Regions from separate parts of the Homo sapiens genome. Here region 2 is linked to region 1. Evidence: chromatin contacts called from ENCODE Hi-C or POLR2A ChIA-PET data. All regions are on one chromosome and are shown on one strand. Each heading gives the region's core, a stretch centred on a gene start or an enhancer-like site at or near the end of the contact. The rest is flanking DNA. Distances are from core to core; before and after follow the strand shown. Region 1 has its middle 50 kb from the start of LINC01335. Region 2 overlaps LINC01331 (long intergenic non-protein coding RNA 1331).

What was found. A loop is a pair of places that touch in the nucleus more often than their neighbours do. ChIA-PET counts read pairs that join two places held with the same protein, here RNA polymerase II (POLR2A).
Region 2: a loop to region 1 is called in a map of posterior vena cava, with 2.1 times the contacts of the local background. The contact joins two enhancer-like sites. A Hi-C loop is called at or near these places in 1 of 168 maps with a recorded cell type or tissue (posterior vena cava). POLR2A ChIA-PET finds 5 or more read pairs at or near these places in 1 of 52 experiments (H1).

What each region holds. Positions count from the first base shown.
Region 1 is chr5:74,256,206-74,259,796 of GRCh38, reverse strand. No RefSeq gene overlaps it. Among named protein-coding and RNA genes, the nearest start is that of LINC01335, 50 kb to the left of the region's middle. Within about 2 kb of position 1,942, at least 15 of the 41 ENCODE cell types and tissues checked have a DNase peak (open chromatin) inside an H3K27ac peak, as active enhancers do.
Region 2 is chr5:74,366,513-74,370,103 of GRCh38, reverse strand. It overlaps LINC01331 (long intergenic non-protein coding RNA 1331), which reads left to right. Exons shown (of 4, transcript NR_197436.1): 3 at 583-750. Among named protein-coding and RNA genes, the nearest start is that of LINC01333, 47 kb to the right of the region's middle. Within about 2 kb of position 2,020, at least 3 of the 41 ENCODE cell types and tissues checked have a DNase peak (open chromatin) inside an H3K27ac peak, as active enhancers do.

The sequences.
Region 1 (3,591 bases), core at 693-3,192:
GCTTTGGAAGGAACTGGGCAGGGTGAAAAGCAGCGCCCCCTGGAAAGACACAGAAGCCGTGGTTACTTGGATGCCAAAGGAAGCTGTTGGTTTTTTTTTTCTAAAAAATCACAGTGGTCCCTTAGGTTAGAGTCTTGGTAAAAATTTTTTCCACCATTCCCTCAATCCCTCACCCTACACACGCCCGACCCGGTGGTACCCTGCCTTTCCACACATTTTTCTTTGAACCCTGCAATCTTTCTCTCTCGTCATTTCATGCCCTTCTTTCCTTATATACTCTGCTCACAACTCAAGTCTTCTGTGATACTTCCTTTAATTTTGCCTCTCTGTACCTCGATTCCAGATGTCAAGGAGGCTGTGTGGCCTAACACACCATTTTTATTTGCTCTCGAGCTTGGTAGTCAATCCATCTTTTCTACCAGATGACTTTAAGGAAAACAGAATGGAGCCCCAAATTTTCCCTTAAGAGATGGAAGATAAAATATGGTTTCAAATAAGAATACAGGCAAAATATCTTACAAAAATGGGTGCCAATAGAAAGCATTCAGATACTCCCATGAGAAATAAAAAAGGTAATAGAGTATTAATAGTAGCTAATACTTGAGTGATTACTATAGGTAAGGCACTCTTGAAAGTGTTTCAAGTATATCAAAACACTTAATTTTAGAACTGTGAAGTGGATTCTACTTGTGTCTTTATTTTGTAGGAGAAGAGACTTGTACACAGAGAGGCTGGGCAACTTGTACATGGTTGCACAGATGTCCAGAGGCAGTGCTGAGATGTGAACACAGGAAGACTGGATTCAGCATCTGTGCTACTAACCAGGACACTATGAAGTCTCTCATACCTGTGGTACTAGGAAAATCAGAGAAAATTTCAAGGAGGGTGGGGCATTAGAAGCTGACTATGGAGGAACCGGTAGGAGTTGGATGTTTGGAAATAGAGGGCAGGGCATTGCAGGTAGAGAATGGGAGTGTATTCTGGATGCCAACACATCTGTGGCGGTCCTAAGATCAGGAATAGATGGTCTGTATCTTCAGTATGACTTAATGTTTCTGAGTGTAAGACTTAATCTCCATTTGAAAAAGGATAAAAAGAAGGAAAAAAAATAAAAGCTATTACGTTTCTGATTTGATTTTCAATTTGACAATATAATCTATACATTATGTTTACATTTGATTTTCCTAGTTTTTCTTTTTCTTTTTTTCCCCTCAAGATGCTCAGCTGCAAAATGCAAGAATTTGGGAAGATTTGAGCAAAGGACAGGAAAGAACAATATATTCTGGGAATGCAGGATTTCTTCCTTTGGACCTGCTTCCAGTGGAAATCCCCATGAAGATCCTCTCTTCCATCTGTCTGCTGAAACACAAAGAGAAATGCCATGAAATGAGAGTGAGGGAGAGGTTTTTTAAACATTGAAGATGCCTGAAAGCAGAGAGTCTTGTAGGGCTTAAGAGAGACTTTCATCTCCCTGATTTATTTCTCAAGGGAGTGTTAACTGCCCCCAGATTTAATATCACCCCTGAGTGACTGGGAGGCAGCAACTGGTAAAACTATTTTCACTGTCTCAAAAGCCTCCCTGAAGCACCAAGAGGCCAATTCCTCAAAAGAAGACATGCAAATGGCTTTAGAAACTGCAGAGCAGCCAGGAGGCAGCAGCTTATTTGCCTAAAAAAGAAAAAAAAAATCATGCTAGAATCACAGGTGTATTTTACAAGCTTTAAGTTGATTCCTCATAAGGGCAAAGTCTGACTGCTTCTCAGATATCAAAGTTGTGTTCCATGCAGAGTGGCCCCTTAAAAACTTATGTTGTGTTTATCAGTGACTGCAGGTTCAGAGCTGTGGTCAGCAATTGCCTAATTACTCTTGCGTGGCTCCTTTTGCTCCCTCCCTTCCGGGTGCTGCAGCCAGGAGTTACAACCCTGATGGTTCCAGGCTGTTTCTTGAGCATTTATGTGTTTCCCTTAACTGGAAATATTACACGGTGCGGCCGCCTCCCTTCTGGGGCTGGAATAGAAGCTATTTTATAAGCTTGTCTCATCCTCTGAAGTACCCTTTCCCCTGACCCTTCCCACACTCAGTCCCCCGCCCTGGAAGGCACAATCCCTTCCTCTGAGTCTTCCTCTCACACCCAGAGTCATACAGGATGAATACCTAGCCCCCAGGTGAGCTTTCTTCTTCTAAAGAATCTCTTGAACTTTAAGTATAAGACCTATTTAATTCAATCCTCAAGTTTAATAGAAGTGGCCAGCCCCCAGCTCCAGGTTTACACGAATCCCGAGACAGTAGAAATGTATCTTTTAATTGACCAAGAGTAAAATTCTGAGCTCCTGTAAGGCAATTCCTTTCAAAAAGCACATGGTGGGCTGGGACCTGGGCACCACAGCTTTGCCATTCCAGGAGACAGGCAACTAGCAGCCAAGCCTTCCAGGAAAGCATCAGGGGCTCTGACCCAGAGCTGGGACCCCGGCTGAGAAGTGGCCAAGAGCTGCTTTCTGGGAATTCTTTGCAAATCTTCCCTGCCATTCCCCCTGCAGCTGTTGGGACACAAGCATCTGCCTGGGCACTGGGGGGCCTTGTTTTGTGCTTGGTTGACATTTATCTTCCTGCTTACATGGCAGAGGTTAAATGGAGTGAAGCCAGGAACAGCTTCACCCTGGTAACTGCCAACCAATGACTTCAGTCTCTCTATGGTCAAATCATCGCCCCACCCAGCAAAGAAGCTCGTGGAAACCTCTGCTCCCTTCCAAGACACTTTTAATTTTTCTTCTTCTTTTTCATGCAGATGAGCAGTGGTGAAAAATAATTCTTCCTCATGAAAGTAACTTTATGTGGCTGCGTTCTGGAAAACTTGGGTGGAAGTTTGGCTCTGACCATCTTATCTATCTATGTTTCTCTTCTACCCCCACCCTGTTTTTTAAAATAATAATCTTTACTTTTATTTTTCTTGTCACTTTATTTTTAAATGGGCATTATGCAAACAGTACAAAAGCATTAACAAAATTATAAGTAAAAGGCAGGAAGAAAACATCCACAATCCTACCGCAAACCAGCCAAGTTGCTTTCAGTTTTTTTCATCCTATTCTACTGAGTGCCACATGAATATGTAACTTTACCAGCACAATTATAGCAGACATATATCTTTGCATCTACGTTTAACTGAACATTATATGGTAAATTCTTTTCCATGTTGTCACATAGAATTTACATTCATCTTTCTATTCTCTGCTAATCCAGTCCATTGGCTAAATAGAATTGGTTTAATCACTTTTCTACGCTTAATCAAGGCAAGTGGCTTTTGGCTTCTTGCTGGTATATAAAAGCACTATGGTTTTTTCCCCCTTTTGGATAATTTCCTTATGATAACTTTCTGAGAGGTTCACCTCGATTTTTGCTTTGGACACAGAGGTAAATGCTATTTTCCTATTTACAACATCTTCCATGGCCTGAGTGCTAGAAGTCTTAGTGGGAACCTTCTCCCCACATGTTGGGGGCCATGGGAGATGGAGCCAGGTGGAGGAGGGGGCACAGGCCTTTATAAAGAAGTGGAGAAAACTCACTGCACAGTTAATTAGAAAGTGCCATGAAGCA
Region 2 (3,591 bases), core at 771-3,270, 110 kb before region 1:
CAAGTTAACACAGCTTTAAAAACCAGTTTTCTTGATGTCTTGACACAGCAGATTTCCTAGTATGGAATTGTTAAGCCACATTTCAACTTCATTTCCAGGCATGTGTCTTCCTGTTTGTTTGTTTGTTTGTTTGTTTTTTGAGACGGAGTCTTGCTCTATCTCCATGGAGGCTGGAGTGCAGTGGTGCCATTTCGGCTCACTGCAACCTCCGTCTCCCGGGTTCAAGTGATTCTCCTGCCTCAGCCTCCCGAGTAGCTGGGACTACCGGATTATCGGCACGCGCCACCGTGCCTGGCTAATTTTTGTAGTTTCAGTAGAGACGAGGTTTCACCATGTTGGCCAGAATGGTCTTGATTTCTTGATCTCATGATCCGCTCACTTCAGCCTCCCAAAGTGTTGGGATTACAGGCGTGAGCCACAGTGCCCGGCCCTGTTTGTTAACTTGAAGGTTCTGCCATTTCTTATAGAGCCTCCATCTCTGGCATTTATTGTTGATACGTTGTTTCTTTTACTTTTTGTATGTTTATTTTTTATTCAAGTGAGACTCATGTTGACACATTTTGTTTTTCTCTTTTCTTTCAGCTTTAACCAAACTTGAGTAAGAACTCCCTGACTTGGAAACACTCAAGTTTCCCACACATGACTGGATGGCCCTGGCCACACTGGGAACGGAATGGGGGCCTCCCATTGGAACTCAGGGTGGAGGGGGAAGCTCGACCAGCTATTGTGGCCCCCACTTCCATTGACAAAGTAAGTGTTGCAGACGTGGGTGGGTGGGATACAGGGTGTGGGGGCTGGTTAGTGCCTGGCATCTGGAATTAAAACCTAAACACATTTCCCTTTAGAAACAATATTATTCACGAGGGCCAAAAGCCCACTAACCCCCCCAAGAGCTGAACGCTACGGTGTAAGTTCTATTAGTGATTTTTAATTCTGGCTGTGCATTAAAATCACCTGGATGTGCTTTAAAACCCTGCATGTGTTCCTCCAGCAGAGGTTCTGATTAAACTAATCTAAGCAAGAACCCAGGCATGCGTACTTTTTAAGTTTCCCTTGGCCATGCGCGGCGGCTCATGTCTGTAATCCTAGCGCTTTGACAGGACGAGGCAGGTGGATGGCCTGAGGTCAGGAGTTCGAGACCGGCCTGGGCAACATGGTGAAACCCTGTCTCTACTAAAAATACAAAAATTAGCTTGGCACAGTGGCACACACCTGTAGTCCCAGCTGCTTGGGAGGCTGAGGCAGGAGAATTGCTTCAACCCATGAGGAAGAGATTGCAGTGAGCCGTTATCATGCCACTACACTCCAGCCTGGGTGACAGAGTGAGACTCTGTCTGGAAAAAAACAAACAAACCAAAAACAAAACCAGTTTCCCTGGAAATCCTAATGTGCAGGCAGGGTTGAGAGCCCTGAGATTTTATATCTGGGTCAGGACTAGGCTGAGGCCAGAGAGGTGCCTAGGTACAAAGTGTCAGGAGGTGCTCGCTCTTGGAGCCGTGCAAGTTGGCCCACTTTGCAGGTCACATTAGGAACTTCGTCAGCATGGGAGTCAGTGTCTTGGATGGAGATGGGTTTTAGTTTTAAACTTACCTATTGTGAAAAAAGTCTTTAGGGCACAACCCATTTATAATTTGGTGATTTCTCCCTTCCTTTCTTCCTGCTTCTTTTACTGTCACACTCTTTTAACTCCTCTCATTCCAAACCTCTCTGCCTTGTTTTTACTCTCTCCTCATTTCTAGCACTTTCTTCTCCCCCTGCCTCCTCCTCCTCCTTTTCCTCCATCTTCTTTTCCTTCTCTGTTCTCTTTCCTCTGAGGGCGGCTCTTCCCTTTCTCTCTTCTTGTGTACTTTGGCTATTTTTGTTAGCCACATTCCCTTCTCATTATTCCAGGCCCGTTCATGTGTCCTGGATCGCTTTCTGTTTTTCTCCCTCCCCCAGTCCCTCCACTCCAGCACGCCCACCATTGCCCCACCATTGGCCAGTCTAGGACAATTCTCCCAAGGCTCCTCCCAAGCCCACACTGGCTACATCAGCCTCCAACAGTTGTTCATGGACCTTGCTTGGCCCTTGGTGACACCAGATGGATTTTTTATGTTGGGAGTGTGGGTGAGGGGGTAGTTCAGGAGGAGGAAATAAAAATTGGTGAGGATAGAGAGATTAAACTGTCACTCTTTTTCGCCCTGAAGCTACTTTGAGGAGTAAAGAGAAATGCCTGTAAAAGTTTTAGGCCTTGATTCATGGCAGAATTGGGAGGCAGGTTCCCATCGTGCCACCCATCCCTGGCAGTAAAGCTACCCAGGCTAATCTTTTGACTGTTTGTACCCTCTAGGTTTCCTTGAAAGATAAACAATTCTATCATCCTTTTCCTCAGTCAGCCCCCTCCAGCACTATTGGCACTTCTGCAGTTAGAAATAAGCTGCTTTGCATCACAAATGGGCCAGATCTTCAGAGCTGGGCCAGCAGCTCCTTTTTCTTGTGTGGGAAAGATCAGAGTAAGGAAAAAAGCCCAGAGCCCAGAAACATCAAGCTGGAACCGTTGAAAGGTTTTCTTCCTGCCAGACTTTGTCCAGACAGGCGGATAATGCAACATCCTTGGGAATTTGTCCTGGAATGGTCTGAGTCTTGTGGGAGAGGAATGAGGTGCTTGTCCAGGACTGTGCTCTTTTATCCACAGCTGATTGCTGTCACTTTGGTGCCTTGGCCTGTCCTCATGCACCCGGTTCCCTCCTGTATCCCAGGAATGCAGGACAGGGTGAACACACAGTGCTAGGGGAGGCCCAGCTGTAGGCCTCTCTGCTCACTCAAGGAGCACAGCCTGGGTGTGTCCACGCATGTGGGACTGGTCTTTGGGACCAACCACTTAGATCATCCAATTTTAGGGTGGCATTAACAGGGTATCTGGAAAGAGGCTGAGATTGCCCACAGCATGCCTGTGAGAGTGAGGGCAGAGGAGGTGGGACCAGGATGGCATTCACTGCACCAATCTCCTGCTGCACGAGTGTGATAGAGAAAAATGAACAGACAGCCTGTTGGGCTTTGAGCAGGCTGGCCAAGAGGGAATGGACATATTTTAGCTGAAGGGTACACTGTCTTTCCCTGTAGACAGGGCAAGAGAATAGAGAAGCAATGTTAGGTGGCAATTGTAATAATAATTACATGGTCTTCATGATACATGTCTTCAACTCATTTTCATATGCACCTTGCTGGAGCCTGCAGATAAATACCACACAGCAAAGTACTCTTATCTCTTATCCTCATATCACAAGAATTCAGAGTGTCATGTGACTTGTCTAAAATTTATATTGCTAGTAAATTGCAGAGCTGAGTCCTGTCTTGGCCCATACCTTGAAGTGTCCTGCTTAAGTGTCATGATATTGCACACTCTGGAGTTTCAGCCAGCTGCTTTGGTGAAACCCACATTGGATGTCATCAATGGAGTCATACAAATGGGTAAAATAAATAGGCAACTTAGTGAATTTGAATTCAGTGTGGGTTGGGATGGTCATTGCAGGAGGGTACTAGAGGGGCAGAAGTGGGAGTGGCAGGTGTTCTTCTCAGTGGCATTTGCCAGGTATAGATTAGGGCCACAAT